Linked DNA regions of Homo sapiens: region 2 is linked to region 1. Evidence: chromatin loops called from intact Hi-C (ENCODE). Cell type or tissue: MCF 10A. All regions are shown on one strand. Links, peaks and the distances in the headings refer to the core of each region. The heading gives the core; the rest is flanking DNA.

Evidence for each region. Peaks named below come from ENCODE experiments on the same cell type or tissue, not always from the same donor. Only the 100,000 strongest peaks of a DNase experiment are listed, where the experiment ranks them.
Region 2: a loop joins it to region 1, with 1.9 times the contacts of the local background. A loop is called at or near these places in 1 of 110 quality-filtered maps.

What each region holds. Positions count from the first base shown.
Region 1 is chr1:214,691,401-214,700,454 of GRCh38, forward strand. No RefSeq gene overlaps it. Among named protein-coding and RNA genes, the nearest start is that of CENPF, 93 kb to the left of the region's middle. In MCF 10A, for the core only: no CTCF peak of the experiment used is centred there; no DNase peak of the experiment used is centred there.
Region 2 is chr1:215,372,385-215,381,438 of GRCh38, forward strand. It overlaps the pseudogene VDAC1P10. Among named protein-coding and RNA genes, the nearest start is that of KCTD3, 190 kb to the right of the region's middle. In MCF 10A, for the core only: no CTCF peak of the experiment used is centred there; a DNase peak (open chromatin) is centred at 4,647.

The sequences.
Region 1 (9,054 bases), core at 295-8,294:
AATATCCCTTTTTATTGTGGTTAGAGGTCTCACCAAGGAACAGTGGCAGGAATGTAGCTCTAAATTCTTAAATAACTAAGTGATACTTTATAGACAGAGGAGACTTCAAAAATATTCTTCACTGACTTGGCTTGAAGAAATTAACACACTCTTCTATTAAAAAAATTCTGTCTGTACTTAAGAGAAATGTGGTGTTCTAAGTTTTAAATAAATTGCTGGAGAAGGACCTCACCCCAACTTCTAAGCAAGGACAGTCATCCTACTCAGTTTTATTGAGAACAGTGATTTGGATGTTTATTTCTTTTGTTCTACCAAAAAATGTTGTGTCAGTTGTGTTGCAAGAGATACAGAGCTGGCTGGGCTCTGATAAAGCTTATTACGATGGCATGATGAAGAGGAGGATATTCTCCTGGAAAAGCAGGCTGGGACTCTGTGAAGGCCTTGTTAATTCCCTAGAAAAGCAGGCCACTGGGACGCAGTGGGATTCTCACCTTTCCAAGACCAGCAAGCCACTGATATGATTGGCAGATTATTATGTCAATTAAGATTAAAGAGGAATAGATGAAACAGGAGAGAGAAATTGAATAAGAGAACATTTTCTATGTAGAGGGTAGAGATGTTTTATTACATTTTCTAGCTGCTTCTCATCCTAGCCAGTCTGTCCTTCCCTTCAGTATGGAAGATACATGGCATTTCCCATTTTAAGAAATCAAAAAACAAAAATCTAAGCCAAAAGACCCTGAGCATTTAAGAAGAATAGCTAGTATGAAAAAACTTTCTAAATTACCAAAGTATAAACATACAAGATTTCTTTGAGTAGTGAGATTTGGCCGAAATCTTTGTTCAGATTTTATGCAAATCAATTTTGTTTCTTTTCTATCTAGGTTCTGGATATCTCACTATTCACTGAAGCTGGTTTACCATGGGCTGCTCTTTCTGTTATTATGGGGTTTTTATTGCAATTTATAGATAATTCTTAATCTCTACTTCCAAATTTGTAACTGCAGCCCAGATCTCTTTCTTGGACTTTAGATCCATGTATTCGATCCTACTCCACTTGGTGTCCCAATGGACAAGATTCCAGTTGCTTCCAGCATTCCAGTTGCTTAGCCCCAAAACCTGGGAGTCAACCTTGACTCTTGTTTTTCACATCACACATCTACCCAGTCAGGAAATTCTCTTTCAAAATATCTCCAGTCTGTCCACTTCTTAACTCTCCTACAGTTACCATTTGCCACCACCATCTCTCACTTTGATTAGTATTACGCTAGCCACTCAGCAGTTCTCTGCTTCCATCTTTACTCTTTATAGTTTCTTGACCTAGCAGTCAGAGTTTTGGAGCCATTGCAGAGTTTTTAGCAGAGGAGTGACGTGATCAGACTTACTTTTTTTTTTTGAGATGGAGTCTAGCTCTTGTTGCCCAGGCTGGAGTGCAATGGCACAATCTCGGCTCACTGCAACCTCTGCTGCTCAGGTTCAAGTGATTCTCCTGCCTCAGCCTCCCAAGTAGCTGGGATTACAGGTGCCCACCACCACGCCTGGCTAATTTTTTGTATTTTTTAATAGAGACAGGGTTTCACCATGTTGGTCAGGCTGGTCTTGAACTCCTGACCTCAGGTGATCCATTCGCCTTGGCCTCCCAAAGTGCTAGGATTACAGGCATGAGCCACCACACCCGGCCCAGACTTACGTTTTAAAACAACCTCCTTTTTCAAATATCACTGCTATGGTTCAGAGATGGTGTGTTTGGTCCCACCTAGTCTCATGTTAAACTTTGATCCCCGGTGTTGGAGGTGGGGTCTGGTGGAAGATGTTTGGATTGTGGGGATGGATCGCTCATGAATGGCTTGGTGCCATTCTCATGGGAGTGAATTGTCACTCTAGGTTCCCACAAGAATTGCTTGTTGAAAAGAGCCTGGTACCTCCTCTTCTCTCTCTGGGTTTCTTTCTCATCATGTGATAACTGCCCCCTTTTGCCTTCCACCTTGAATGGAAGATTCCTGAGGCCCTCACCAGATGCAGATGCTAGTGTCATGCTTCTTGTACAGCCTGCTGTGAGCCAAATAAACTGTGAGCCAAATGAACACTTTTTCTTTATAAATTACCCAGCCTCAGGTTTTCCCTTATAGCAATACAAGTGGACTAAGGCAATCACCCACTCGGTAAAGCCCACTATAAACACCTGATTTAAATGACAGGCTATCTTTCCTTAGCATTCTCAATGACATTAGCCTGATCAATTTTTCACAGTACTAATTGCTTTTTCTCACAATATGTAATTCACCCATTTATCATGTTTATTGACTGTCTCTCATCCCCCACTCCTGCAGAATGTAAGCTATATGAAGGCAGACATTTTGTCTATTCACTGATATATTCCAAGTATTGGAATTATACGTGGCACACTGTAGGCAGTACATGAATATTTGTTGAATGATTTTAAAATATTTTCTTTGTAACCCATCCAAGAGTCTTCAAACATGTACAGTGAAGGTGACATTCTCCCCCTGCTCCTTAGAAATATTGACCAGGTGCTCTAGCTTTTCCATTTAGAGTTAGATAATAAAAATCCTTGAGACAGTTTTTGCTACAGGGACAGAATTATTTCAGGGCTTTAAATGGCCCACTTCCATGTAATAACAGTCAAATTGAAAGTATTTCCCCCGTCCTAGCTTTTGAGTCCGTAATGAGGAGGAAGCACAAATGGCTCTGGCTCCACATCCCCTGCAACCTAGTTCTACTCCTCCAACCCAGCTCACTAGCCCAGGCTTCTGACTCCTTCAGAATTGGGAAGAAGGAATTAAGGAAATGCACAGTATTCAGAGATTGGTATTTTCATGATATGTTCTTAGTGTTCATGAGGCTTGGCAAATATAAATCCAGATCTTCCCCTTAGGATCCATTTTGCGGGTTTCTAAAAAACTCCTCATTGGGAACCTCCAATGACTAGTCCTGTGATGTGGGATGCGATTGGCCACTCAACACAAACTCTCAGTCTGTGGGCATCTGGCCTCCCGCCCCGCAAGATTCTCTCTGGTAAACCTCTTGAGCAAGGTCTCTTTGAACACGGCTCCAGCCTGGCTCCCACAAGACCCACAAAAGCCGTGGTTAGTGGGAACCTCTCCTCCATCCTCGCCTGTGTGAAAATGCAACTCTCTCTCAGGGGTGTCCACTTTCCCTGAACGCTGCCCCTTAGCCTGGCTGAGCCATGGCATCTCGCCTTTAGACTTTTCAGCTCAATCAGAGACCAGCCCATTAATTAGACCCTTAAGCCTCTCACTAGATCTCAAGGTGCGGGGGGAAAACACCCCTCTTCTTCCCCTTGTGGGAGAAACAGGGCCAGAGAGGGGATGCAGAACATAATTACAGCTTCTCCAGAGAAATTCCTGCTCTTAAGTTTTTCAACTCCAACCCTGTTGGACTCCTGAGATAGGTGATGGACTAGGGATTGACAAATGGGTTGCTGAGTACCCTGTTTGCAAGTCTTGTGGAAGTGCCTGGGGCCTATTATTTTGTTGTCAGCCAATGGGAAGATCAAACAGAGATAGAATGAGTCATATTTCAGCACCCAGCTTATAAGTTTAAGATGTAAAGGTATGAGTTGAGGTTGTCAGGATATCCTCTAATTCTCCCTGTTCCCACACGCTGCCCCATTCCGGGCTCAGAGACTTCGTGTGGCTGGCTCCTCCTTCGTTTCAGGTCTCAGCTTAGGTGTAGCTGTCCTCAGAGGCCTGCTTTGCCCATCCAGCCTAAAGCAGGTCCCTGTTGTACTCTCTCAGCTCCCTCTTCTTTTCCTTCACATATTTATTACAGTTTGGAATCATATATATATATTTAGGTGATTAATTTCTGTCTCCTACACCAGACTATTAGCTATATCTGCTTGGTTCATAGTGGCTTCCCTGGAGCCCAGCACAGAGTTTATTATGGGGCTCATGCTCAGAAATGTTAGGGTATACTCCAATATAGTTTAGAGCTCTTGTCTTGGAGCTCCACTGCCTGGGTGTGGACATCCGTTGCTTACTAACCATGTGCTCTCAGGAAAACCATTTACTTTTTTGTGCCTCAATTTCCTCAGTTGTAAAACTGGGACAATAATAGTACCAAATATTAAGTGTTATATAAATTAATATAAAGTACTTAAAAGGAGTTCATGGCACATAGTAAGTGCTTTAAAAGTGTGTGCTATTATTATTAACTGCATGGGTGAAGCATTGTCTTCTATGTAGTAGAGAAAGTGTTTTTAGGGAATATTCAGTTAACAAAGAACTATCTTTTCACAACAAGCTGAAGAAAACTCGCTGGTGTAGTGCGTTTCAGGAAATAGGAAGTCATCCCCAATACCCTAGAACTGAGAGCTGCCCCTTGTATCACATCACACAGATCTGGGGAGAGAACATTCAGAATAGCAATCTAGTTCAATGGCTCAAGCACAGGCTTTGGAGGTAGACAGATCACGATCAAATCTTGCCTCTTTCACTTAGAAACTGTAATTTTGGAGAGGTACTCAATTTATCTCTGAGGCTCAGTTTATTTACACAGGCATACCTCATTTTATTGTGCTTTGCTTTAGTATGCTTTGCAGACACTACGTTTTTGTCTTTGTTTTTATAAATTGAAGGTTTTGTGTCAACCTTGCATCAAGCAAGTCTATTGGTACAATTTTTCCAACAGCATGTGTTCACTTCATGTTCCTGCGCCACATTTTGGTAATTTTTGCAATACTTCAAACTTCTTCATTACTACTATATCTGTCATGGTGACTTGTAATCAGTTATCTTTAATATTACTGTTGTCATTTTTGGGGGTGTCATAAACTATGCCTACATAAGTTGGCAAACTTAAATGATGAATGCTGTGTTTGTTCCGACTGCTCCACCAACTGGCTATTTCCCTGTCTCTCTCTCTCTCCTGGGGCCTCTCTATTCCCTGACATCCAACAATATTGAAATTGGGCCAGTTGGTAACCCTACAATGGATTCTAAGTGTTCAAGGGAAAGGAAGAGTCTTACATCTTTCACTTTAAATCAAAAGCTAGAAATGATTAAGCTTAGTGAGAAAGGCATAATCAAAGCTGAGACAGGCCAAAAGCTAAGCCTCTTGCACCAGTTAGCCAAATTGTGAATGCAAAGGAAAGGTTTTGGAAGGAAATTAAAAGTGCTACTTCAGGGAATCCACAAAAGATAAGTGAAATAGCCTTATTGCTGATAGAGGAAAAATTCGAGTGGTCTGGATGAAAGATCAAGCCAGCCACATTTCCTTAAACCAAGCCTAATCCAGAGCAGAGTCCTAACTCTCTTCAATTCTATGAAAGCTGAGAGAGGTGAGGAAACTGTGTAAGAAAAATTAGAAGCAAGCAAGGTTGGGTTCATGAAGTTTAAAGAAAGAAACCATCTCCATTGTCGTAAAAGTGCAAGATGAAGCGGCAGGTGCTGATGTAGAAGCTGCAGCAAGTTATCCAGAAGATCTAGCTAAGAACATTGATGAAGTTAGTTAAACTAAACAACAGATTTTCAGTGGAGAAGAAACAGCTTTCTATTGGGAGAAGATATTATTTTAGGAATTTCATAGCTAGAGAGAAGTTAATGCCTCAATTCAAATCTTCAAAGAAGGTGCTGACTCTCTTGTTAGAGGCCAGTGAGCTGATGACTTCAAGTTGAAGCCCATGCTTGTTGGCCATTGTGAAAATCCTAGGACCCTTAAGAATTACGCAAATCTATACTGCTTGTGCTCTAGAAATGGAAAAAAGCCTAGATGACTGCATATCTGTTCACAGCATGGTTTACTGAATATTTTAAGCTCACTGTTAAGACCTACTGCTCAGCAAATTGATACTTTTCTTTTGTCTTTTTAAAAATTTTTTTCTGAGACAGTGTCTTGCTCTGTTGCCCAGCTGGAGTGCAGTGGCATGATCTTGGCTCACTGCAACCTCTGACTTTGACACTCAAGTGATCCTCTGGCTTAGCCTCCTGAGTAGCTGAGACCACACGCATGCACCACCATGCCTGGCTAATTTTTGTATTTTATGTAGGACAGGGTTTCGTCATGTTGTCCAGGCTGGACTTGAACTTCTGAGCTTAAGTGATCTGCCTGCCTTGGCCTCCCAAAGTGCTGGAATTGCAGGTGTGAGCCACTGCACCCAACCGAAATGATTATTTTCAAAATGTTATTGTTCATTAACAATGCACCTGGTCACTCAAGAGCTCTGATGGAGATGTACAAGAAGATGAATGTTGTTTTCATTCCTGCGAACACAATTCATTCTATAGCCCATGGATCAAGGAGTAATTTCAACTTTCAAGTCTTGCTATTTAAGAAAAACTTTTCATGAGGCTACAGCTGTCATAAATAGTGTCACCTCTGATGGATCTGGGCAAAGTAGATTGAAAACATACTGAAAAGGATTCATCATTCGAAATGCAATTAAGAATATTTGTGATTCATGGGTGGAGGTCAAAATATCAACATTAACAGGAGTTTGGAGGCAATTGCTTCCAACTCTGCTGGTTGATTTTGAGGGGTTCAAGACTTCGGTGGAGGAAGGAATTGAAGGTGGTAGAAATAACAAGAGAATTAGAAGTATAGCCTGAAGAAGTGATTGAATTGCTGTAATCTTATGATAAAACTTGAATGGATGAGGAGTTGTTTTTTATGGCTGAGCAAAGACAGTGTTTATTGAGACATAATCTACTCTGAAGTGAAGATACTGTGAACATTGCTGAAAAGACAAAGAATTCACAACATTACACACACTTAGTTGATACAGGAGTGGCAGGTGTGAGAGGACTGACTCTAGTTTTGATAGAAGTTCTACTGTGGGTAAAATGCTAACAAAGAGTATCACATGCTACAGATAAATCTTTCACAAAAGAAAGAGTTAAGTGGCCAGGAACGGTGGCTCATGACTGTAATCCCAGCACTTTGGGAGGCCGAGGTGGGCAGATCACCTGAGGTTAGAAGTTCGAGACCAGTCTGGCCAACATGGCGAAACCCTGTCTCTACTAAAAACACAAAAATTAACCAGGCATAGTGGGTGCCTGTAGTCCCAGCTACTCGGAGGCTGAGGCAGGAAGATCGCTTGAACCCAGGAGGTGGAAGTTGCAGTGAGCTGAGATCGCGCCACTGCACTCCAGCCTGGGCGACAGATTGAGACTCCATCCCAGAAAAAAAAAAAAAAAAAAAAAAAAGAGTCAAGTGATGTGGCAAACTTCATTGTTGTCTTTTATTTGAGAAATTGCCACAGACACCCCAACCTTCAGCAAATACCACCCGGAGCAGTCAGCAGCCATCAGCATTCAGGCAAAACCCCCCACCAGCAAAAAGATTATGACTCACTGGAGGTTGAGGTTATTGTTAGCATTTTTAAGTAGTAAAATATTTTTAAATTATTTACATTTTTTGGACATAATCCTATGGCACATGTAAGAGATGACAGTATAGAGTAAACATAACTTTATATGCCCAGGGATAGCAAAATATTCTGTGACTTGCTTTATTGTGATATTCTCTTTATTGTAATGATCTGAAACTGAACCTAAAATATCTTCAAGGCATGCTTGTATTTAAAATGGGAACAATAGTAGTACCTATCTTACAGAGTTTTGTAAGGATTATATGATTTTGGATACATAGTAGTATTTCACACATCTTAAATTGTTGGAAACAGCTATCATTAATATTTTACTACTAACACTAGTTAAAGCCATACACAAATAGTGGATAAGGACTCTGTACTTTAGAGGTAAATTTTTAGAAATTCCATATAGAGTGTGTTTTTGTTTTTTGCAAGAAGTATAACCTCATTATAAGGAAAACCAAGAAAAAAAGGAATCTCAGTTTCAATCCCTGCTTATTTCGAGTAATATTTACTATGATTAGTTTCTAGTATGTAACATAAATCGGATTGCATATGTGAAGAATGATTAGAATCCCAATCATCCCTGAATTTACAGGCACATGAAGCACCTCCTCATGAAGGCACATAGAACTCTTAGCACTGAAGGTGCCATGTAAGTCAGAGGTACTGGTGGTATCTCAATGAAACCGACTGGAATAGCCTTCTCCGCACACAAATAAATTTCTTAGTTTTTAATCTGGAAAACTTTAATACGAAATCCTCAGTATCTGATTTACTGGGAAACATAAGTTTGAATTACTTTAGAGATGCAGATTTCTAGTTAGTTCTATGATAATTCGGATGACAAAGCTAGATTTCCATTTAGAAATAATTTAATTTACATTTACTTCTTTGAATAACTTGTGTTATTCAACAAATACCCAGTGTATTTTAAGTGGCAGTCGGGGGAAAATACAGTTTACAAAGACATTCTACCTATAAGATTACATCTCTGTTCAGAATAGGCTCAGAGCACGTGGCCTAGGTGCGGCCATTAACAACTTCTTCTTATAATCAATCTCGATGATTAAATATTTTGAGAACATTTGCTTGGTCCATTTCTTGGGCAATTCTTTTTGATTATTGATACAGCTTGGATATTTATCCCTGCTCAAATCTCATGTTGAATTGTAATTCCCAATGCTGGATGTGTGGCCTGGTGGGAGGTGTTTGGATCATGGGGGCGGATCCCTGATGGCTTGCTGCTATCTTCATGATAGTGAGTTCTGTGAGATCTGATAATTTAAAAGTGTGTGGCACCTCCCTCCCGCCCACCCATTTTCTCTCTCTTTCTCTCTCCTGCTCTGGCCATGTGATATGCCTGCTTCCCCTTCCACCATGATTGGAAGCTGGCTGAGGGCTCCCCGGAAGCAGATGCTGCCATGCTTCCTGTACAGCCTGCAGAACTGTGAGCCAATTAAATCTCTTTTCTTATGAATTATCCAGTCTCAGACTTTTTTTTTAATAGCAATGCAAGAATGGCCTAACATAATTATGTATACTTGATGTGATAGCATTTTTTTTGTTTTGTTTTCTCAAGGAAGCTAAATAATTAAGATAGATTTTAAACTTTTTTTTTGGGTCAGTGTTTATGGATGTTCAAGTAACGCATTCAGCAGGATTCCAAATCTGTGGTTACTAGTTTGCTCATGACAATC
Region 2 (9,054 bases), core at 462-8,461, 680 kb after region 1:
TAGTACTTTTTCTGTGGTATCTCTATATAGTACTCCACTATAGCACTTCTTCTCTGGTGTCTCTATATACCACTTCATTTCTTCTCTATTATCTCAATATAGTACTCCACTATAGCACTACTTCTCTAGTATCTTTTGCTTTCACCTGTCAGCTACTATTATGCCAGAATACAATTCTGGATGAAAAAGTCTTCTTATTCTGGATGTCAGGCCTGAAAAGAAAAAAAGCATTGTAATTTTCTCTCTCTGACTTCTTTTTAAATAAAGTATACCTGGGCTTCCAGAGAAACATGTGGTCCAGTTATTTTTGATATTGCCAAACTTGCTCTATTGTAAGGCATGAAGAACAGGGCATTTTATGCCATTTTTAAAGGCCTTGCAGAACATTTTTGAAAAAAGATAAAAAAGTAACTTCGGATTCATAAAAGATTAACATAAAAAATTTTTGGAACAGGCAAAAAATAAGTGCTAAATGGTTACACTTAGTTTGCATTTCACAAACCATTGAAATTGGTTTTCCAAACAAATCATTATATGAAAGGATGGATAGCTAGATAGGTTCATTGTTTTTTTTTTATATATATCTCTGAACTGACTGTCCAAAAAGACTTGTTAAGAAGGAACTTACTAATCACTTATTACATATTACCCTAATGCTATGCCTTCAGTATTATAATTATCAGGGTCTGTATTTGGCATATTTTAAAGTCAGATTTACCATTGATTGTTTTCTCCCTTCAAGCTAATATTTGCTAGCATTTAATAAATGCTTACTATTTGCCAGGCACAATGCTACGTGCCATATATATATATACACACACACATACATATGTGTGTATATACACACACATGTGTATGTATATCTCTATATAGTACTCTATACAGTACTCTCTATATAGTACTCTCTATAGTACTCTATAGTACTCTATATAGTATATCTCTATATAGTACTCTATATAGTATATCTCTATATAGTATGTGTGTATATATATATACACACACACATATACACACACATATATGAATACTTCTAAATTCTTATTCTTGGACCTATAATGTTGGTACTATATCCTTTTCTCTAGGGTTTACATAACAATGCACCACAAACCAGGTGGCTTAAACAACAGAGATTTATTATCTCACTGTTCTGCAGGCTAAAAGAAGTTCAAAGTCAAGGTGTCGGCAGGGGCACGTTCTCTCTGAAGGCTGTGGCAGAAGACCTTCCTTGCATGTTCCTAGTTTCTAGTGATGGTGTTGGTCCTTGGTGTTCCTTGGCTTGTAGATGCATTACCTTCATCTCTACCTCCATTGTTACATGACATCTTCCTTGTGCGTCTGCTTTGTCCACTCCTTTCTTCATACCAGGACATTAGTCTGGTTGGATTAAAGGCCCACAAAGACCCTATTTCCAAATAAGGTTACATTAAGTTAATTACCAGGGGTTAGAACTTTGTCTTAGTTCATTTTCTGCTGCTCTAACAGAATACCATAGACTGGGCAATTTGTAAGGAAAAGAAATTTATTTCTGTTTTGAGAAGCTAGAAAGTCCAGGAGCATGATGACACCAGCACAATGTGAGAGTCATCCCATGCAGAAAGCATCACATGGATATGAGAAAAGAGAATACTCCTATCCTATTACTTAATTACTTATTATCCTATTACTTATCCTGTTACTTAATCCATGTAACAACACACTCTCATGATAACTAACCTGTTCCCACTTTAATGACATTAATTCATTCTTTAGGGCTTTTTCCTCATGACCTAATCAATATTATTAGGTTCCACCTCCCAATACTACTTCCTAAGGGATTAAGTTTCCAATGCATAAGCTTTTGGGGGAACATATTTAAACCATAGCATTCCACTCTGGCTTCAAACTTCATGTCCTTCTCACAGTGCAAAATACAATCAATCCATCCCTATGGTCTCAAAAGGCTTAACTCATTTCAGCATTAACTCAAAATTCTAAAGTCCAGAATCTCATTTTAAATCAGACATGGCTGAGACTCTAAGTGCAATTCATCCTGATGCAAATTCCTCCAGCTTTGAGCCTGTAAAATCAAAACAGTGTACTTGATTCTAAAATACAATGATGGGACAGGCATAGTGTAGACATTCCCATTCCATAAGGGAGAAATAGGTTAGAAAAGAGGGGTAACTGATCCCAAGTAAGTCTAAAACACAACAGGTCAAACAACACTAAATCTGAAGGTTCCAGAATAATCTTCCTTGACTCTACATTCATCTTGCTGGACACCCTGGGTTGAGGAGGGAGTTGAGCCCCCAAAGCTTCAGACAGCCCTACACTATGGCTGTGCTGGTCTCATTCCACGCTTCAGTGCTCTTGCATTGGAGTCTCACGGCTGCAGCTTTCCCAGGCTAGAGTTGCATGCTGAGACCCCTACAGTTCTTTGGTCTTCGGAGTGGCCCCACTTCCATGGTCTCACTACGATTTGTCCTCGTAGGGAACCTCTGCCGCAGCTCTGCTCCTGAAACAGTTTTCTAGCTGGGCCCTTAGGCTCTCTGTGACATCCTTTGAAATCTACATGGAGGAACCCATGTCCCTATAGCTGTTGCATTCTGTGCATATGCAGAATTAGCACCACATGGATGCTGTCAAGGTTTCTGGCTTGTATGTTCTGAAGTGGCAGGTTGAGCTGCACATGGGGCCACTTAATCCATGGCTGGGGCAGGTGAAGAGTGCTGTGCCAGAATGCAGGGAGCAGAGACCTGAAGTGGATCTGGGAAGCAAGTCCCCTAAACAATTCTGCTCCTCTAGAGCCTGGGCCTGTGATAGAAGGGAAAACTTTGAAGGTATCTGAAATGCCTGCAATGTCTTTTTACCATTATCTTGATAATCCCTGTATTAGTACTAATCTCCTTAGCAAATCGTTGTGGGGCCATGACTTTGGTTTTCTCTCCTGAAAATTCTTTCATTCTCTAACACAGACTGAGTTTTCCAAATCTTTCTGTTGTATTTTCTTTTAGATTATAAATTCCATCTATAAGTCATTTCTTTCCTCTTACATCTTACTGTAAGTGATGAAAAGTAGACACACAGACTGAATCCTTCATTGCTTAGATATTTCTTTTGCTAGATATGCTAGCTCATTACTCTTAAATTCCACCTTTCATTAAGCCTCCAGGCATGAACACAGTTCAGCCAAGTTCTTTGCTACTTTATAGTAAGGATGGCCTTTACTCCAGTTTCTGATAAGGTATTCCTTATTTCTGTCTGAGACTTCATCAGAATATCCTTTACTGACCATATTTCTATCAACATTCTAATCATGACCACTTGAGTGATCTCTAAGGAATTCTAGACTTTCCTGGCACTTCTTGTCTTCTTCACAGTCCTCACAAGAATTACCCCTAATGCTCCATTAATGGCAATCTAGGATTCTTCTAATCTGCTCTTTCAAATTCTTCCAACCTCTGCTCATTACACAGTTCCAAAGCCACTTCCACATTATCAGTTATTATTATAGCAATATCTCTCCTCCCAGTACGAATTATCTGTCTTAGTCCATTTTCTGCTGCTGTAATGGAATATCACAAACTGAGAAATTTATTTAAAAAGAAATTTTTTTTCACAGAATGGGAGAGGGAAGTCCTGGAGCATGGTGCCAGCACCTGGAAAGGGTCATGCCATGGCGGAAGGCATCATTGGTGAGTGAGGGTGCAAGACAGAGAGAGACACCAAGGGCCAGACTCACTTTATAACAACTCAGTCTCATGATAACTAATCCACTCCCATGATAATGACATTTATCCATTCTTGAGGGCTTCATCCTCATGACCAAATGACCTCTTGTTATGCTCCATGTCTCAATACTATCTCAACGGGGATTAAGTTTCCAACACATAAACTTTTTGGGGACACATTAAAACCATAGCAGCCTTCAACATATTTTTTAGGAGTGGGGCACAATTCAACCCACAACACTAGTCAAACTTCAGTATCTTCACTCAACTTTTCTTCGGCTTTTTGAAAGTCTTTCCTTCTCAGTGCCATTCCACCCTTGGCCCCACTGCTGGCTCCACTACTACCTCTGCACCACAATTCATGTGGTAGCTTCCTCTGAGCTCACGTGGCTATCACCTCTGAGCAGAAGATGGCTGTGCTGCCCACATGTGCTGATCTTGACAAACCTGCCAGGGATGTTTTCACCAAGGGCTATGGATTTGGCCTAATAAAGCTTGATTTGAAAGAAAATTCTGAGAATGGATTGGAATTTACAAGCTCAGCTTCAGTCAACACCGAGACCACCAAAGTGAAGGGCAGTCTGGAAACCAAGTACAGACAGACAGACCATGGCCTGATGTTTACAGAGAAATGGAACACTGACAATACACTAGGCACTGAGATTACCATGAAGAATAACACACATGGACTGAAGCTGACCTTTGATTCATCCTACTCACTGGGGAAGAAAAAGTAAAGCTGACCTTTGACTCTTCCTAACCTGGAGACAAAAATGCTAAAATCAAGACAGAATATTTGTGGTAGCACATCAACCTGAGCTGTGACATGCATTTTGAAATTGCTGAGCCTTCAATCAGAGGCTTTCTGGTGCTGTGTACAAGGGTTGGCTGGCTGGCTACCAGATGAATTTTGAGACTGCAAAGTCCCAAGGGACCCAGAGCAACTTTGTGGTTAGCTAGAAGACTGATGAATTCCAGCTTCACACTAATGTGAATGACGGGATAGTGTTTGGTGGCTCCATTTACCAGAAAATGAAAAGGAAGTTGAGAGCACTGTGAATCTTGGCTGGACAGCAGAAAAATGTAAAACTTGCTTTGAAATAGCAGCCAAGTATCAGATCAACCCTGATGCTTGCTTTTTGGATAAACTGAACAACTTCAGCCTGTTAGGTTTAGGATATATTCAGACCCTAAAGCCAGGTATCAGACTGACACTGTCAGCTTTCCTGTATGGTAAGAACGTTCAGGCTCACAAGCTTGATCTAAGACTGGAATTTCAAGTGTAAGTGCATGCTGTATAGTTGTCTAATTTAAAATTGTTTTGCAGCATAAGTATCTTCATAATTTAATGTATCTTTTAATGTCATATTTCTGGGATGCAGGTATTGCTAAATATCATCTTAGGCCTCTGGATTAAAAATGATTCAGCTTTAAGGTATTACCCTTTCAAAGGTACAGAAGAAACTCAATTCCAAAAGAAGGTCTTTTCGGCTGCAGAATTGGAGGGAACTTGGCTTTTGTAGAAATGCCAGATTTATTTTTTATGTAGAAATGTTTGCAAATGGAAGCTGACAATATAGAGGCACTTTGTAAATTCATAGTGAGTAAATGAATAAAATTATGGTTTCCTAAGAAGCAAACCTTGGTTTCTTAACCCTAATAGATGAGAGGCTCATTGGTTGATGGTGTGTACGAACTCACCTGAAAGGGACTTTTTTAGACAGATATTCATGACCCTTTCCCCATCTCAGTTCATCATCACCTCTTTTACACCAAAAGGTCTGCAGGATGTGGTAACTGTTTATTTTGGCCATTTAGGAGTAGAGAGGATGAATGTGATGAAGCCAGTAATTCAGGACTTAATTCCTTCTCGTGTTGTGGTTTTTTGCCCTTGCACCAGAATATGAAATAGCTTCCAGGAGCTCCAGCTATAAGCTTGGAAGAGTCTGTGTGATTTTAATCACATGGTAACAATACTCAGAATCTAAATTGAATTTCTGTTGTATTGTCACCACTCCATTTATTTTTTAGTAGTTTAATGGGTATATTTTAAAGTCTTCCATTTTTTGTGGAATTAAATCCTCCCCTTCAAATGTTGCAATTGACATTACTTAAAATAAAACTTGAACATAATATTGAAACCTAAAAAAGAAGAGAGAGAAGGTTTTTCCCTCTCTGCCATCTTCCCATTCCTGTTCCTACTTCCCAGCTTTATGCTATGTCCTATTCACACAGAGTAACATACTCTATAATCAAACTCTTTTCTGGGAAATCTAATTAAAAATTCATGCTAAAGAATTACTTTTACCCAAAACAACAATTAAGACAAAGTTTTAGTATTTTATTCAGTGCTTTAATTACAAGGGAGTAGTTAATCAAAATTAACCAAAGATAAATTTATCTGACCCACTATTTTATGTTAATATTCTATAGGAATGACTTTCATAGGTCAAATACAAATAAAGAACTATATATTTATGTCTCACCACAATGAAAAGTTGTTACAATAATCAGAATTTCAAAAAGCCACACAGGCTGGTTTGAGAGCTCTCATATAGTGCATTCTGATTCCTTTTTACACAATCAAATGAAAGATTAGCTCATATAGGTTTATACCAGGCAACTAGATATAATAATGTAGATCTCTTAGAAAATAATCACCTGTTTTTAAAATTTGGGGAATATCCTACACTCCCTGATATTAGAGGGAGAAACTACAGTTTCTTAATCCATTTTCAAAGTTTTAATTCATTTTTGTGGACCAAGTAATAAGCCAGTCCCTCTAACAACATTGGGTTGGTAATATCTCAAGCCAAAACAAAGTAGTCTTACAAAGAATATTAGAAAAATTGCAAACATACATAAGCAGTTTAAGTTGCTAAACTATTACTATAATTCTGCCTTGAAATTGAATCAAGCTAACTTCTGGCCATATTGGAGTAACAGCTAATGGATTTACCTTCTTCTCCATAAACTGGAAAAATTAAATAAATAAGAATTTTAATACACTATATAGCAGGTAGCATTGGATTATAATCTCTAAGGAAAGGGAAACAAAGTAAGCCCTATGATTGACGTAGCTTCCTGCCTAGAGGTGCTTTCCTGGCAGCAGCACTGAGAGTCCAACACTTGGGATTGCCAAATAGAGCTTGGCCATCCTGCTGAGTTTCTGATAGAGGTCAGAATTCAAGGAGCTCAGGTTTAATAGAATGTATGGGCAGGCTATCAGAGAGAAGGAAGCCACAGAGAGGTATAGCTCCAGTGATCTCCACAAGTATTCCTTCAGGTCTTTTGTCTGAGTAGTGATCTGAAAATACTTTAAAAGAAACATTGTGGGAAGAAGCAGAGCAAGATGGTGGAATAGAAGGCTCCACTGAATGTCCCCTTGCAAGGACGCCAATTTAGCAACTATCTACATACAAACACACAAAAATACCTTCACTAAGAACCAAAAAATCAGGTGAGCACACATAGTACTTGGTTTTAACTTTATATCACTGAAAAAGGCATTGAAGAAATAGACAAAACAGTCCTGAATCACCAACACAACCCCTCCCCTGGCCCTGGCAGTACCAGAAGCCTGGTATGGAGAGCATCTCTGGGTGTTGGGAGAAGGGAACACAGCCACTGTGAGGCACTGCACTCAGTGCTGTCCTATTATAGCAAAAAGAAAAACAAGACCAAACTCCACTGACACCTGTCCACAGAGGGAACATTTAAACCAGCCCTAGCCAGAGTGGAATCGCAGATCCCAGCAGTCAGAACTTGAGTTCTTGCAAACCTCACCTCCAAGGGCAACAGTGCCCTGTGTCTCTAAGTAAACTTGAAAGGCAGTCTATGCCACAAGGACTGCAGCTCTTATGAATCCTAGTACTGAACTAGGCCTAGAGACAGTGGGTGGCTTGGTGGGCTGGGGAACACGACCTACTGATATACCAGCTGGAGTGGATAAGGGAGTAGTGGAATCATCCCTCCTCTAACCCCAGGCTGCACAGCTCACAGCTCCAAAAGACACCCCTTCCTTCCATTTGAGGAGAAGAGAAGGAAGAGTGGGGATGACTGTGTCTTGCCTCTTGGATACCAGTTCAGCCACAGCAGGATAGGGCACCATTCAGTGTCATGGGGCCCCCATTCCAGGCCCTAGCTACCAGATGATATTTCTAGACACACTCTGGGCCACAGTGGAACCCGCTGCCTTGAAGGAAAGAACCCCCACCTGGTGGCATTCATCACCTGCTAGATGAGGAGCCCCTGGGCCCTGAATAACCAGCAGTGATACCCAAGTACTACATCAAGGGCCTTGGGTGAGCCTCCGAAGCTTGCTGGCTTCAGGGGAGACTAAGTATATTACCAGCTGTGGCAAGTATGGGACAAAACTCCTTCTGCTTGAGAAAAGTAGAGGGAAAAGTAAAGGGGACTTTGTCTTGCTTCTTGGGTACCAGGGTACCAGCATGGCCACAGGAGGATAGAGCATTAAGTGGGCTCCTGGGGTCCCCAGTTCCAAAACTTGACTCTTAGATGGCATTTCTCATTCTGCCCTGAGCCAGAGGAGGTTCCCTGAAGGGTGAGTCCCAGATCAGGCGGCATTCACCACAGGCTGACTTAAGAGCCCTTAGGACTTAAGGGAACATCAGAAGTAGTCTGGCAGTACTCTTTGTGGCCTGTGGTGGTGGTGGTGGCTATGGGGTGAGCCTTCTTTGCCTTTGTAAAGGGGAGGAAGAAGTGGGAAGGACTGCATTTTGTGGATTAAGTGCCAGCTCAGCTGCAGTGTAATAGAATACCAGGTAGGCTTCTAAGGTTTTAGGCTGCAGTTCCTGACTCCCAGACAATACTTCTGGACCCACCTAGGGCCCAGGGGGACCTCACTGTCCTGAAAGGAAGGACACAGGCCTGACTGGCCTTGCCACCTGCTGATTGTAGTGCCCAGGGCCTTGAGTGAACATAGACAGTAGCCAGGGAGTGGGTGCAGCAGGCCTTGGGCGAGACCCACTGTTATGCTGACTTCAGGTCTCATCCAGCACATAGTGGTGGTGGCCACAGGGGTGCTGTGTCACTCCATCTCCAGCTTTTGATGCCTCAGAACAGAAAGGGAGACTCCATTTGTTTGAGAGAAAGGGAAGAGAACAAGAATCTCTGCCTGGTAAAGAGAATTCTCCCAGAGCTTGTCCAAGACCATACAGGCAGTACCTCTAAGAGTCTGCAAGAACCACGGTGTTACTGGACTTGGGGTGCCTCTTAAAGCAAATACACTTAGATCACAACACTCAAGTCCTTTCAAATATCTGGAAAGTCTTCCCAAGAAGGATGGGTAAAAACAAGCTCAGATAGTGAAGAATACAATAAA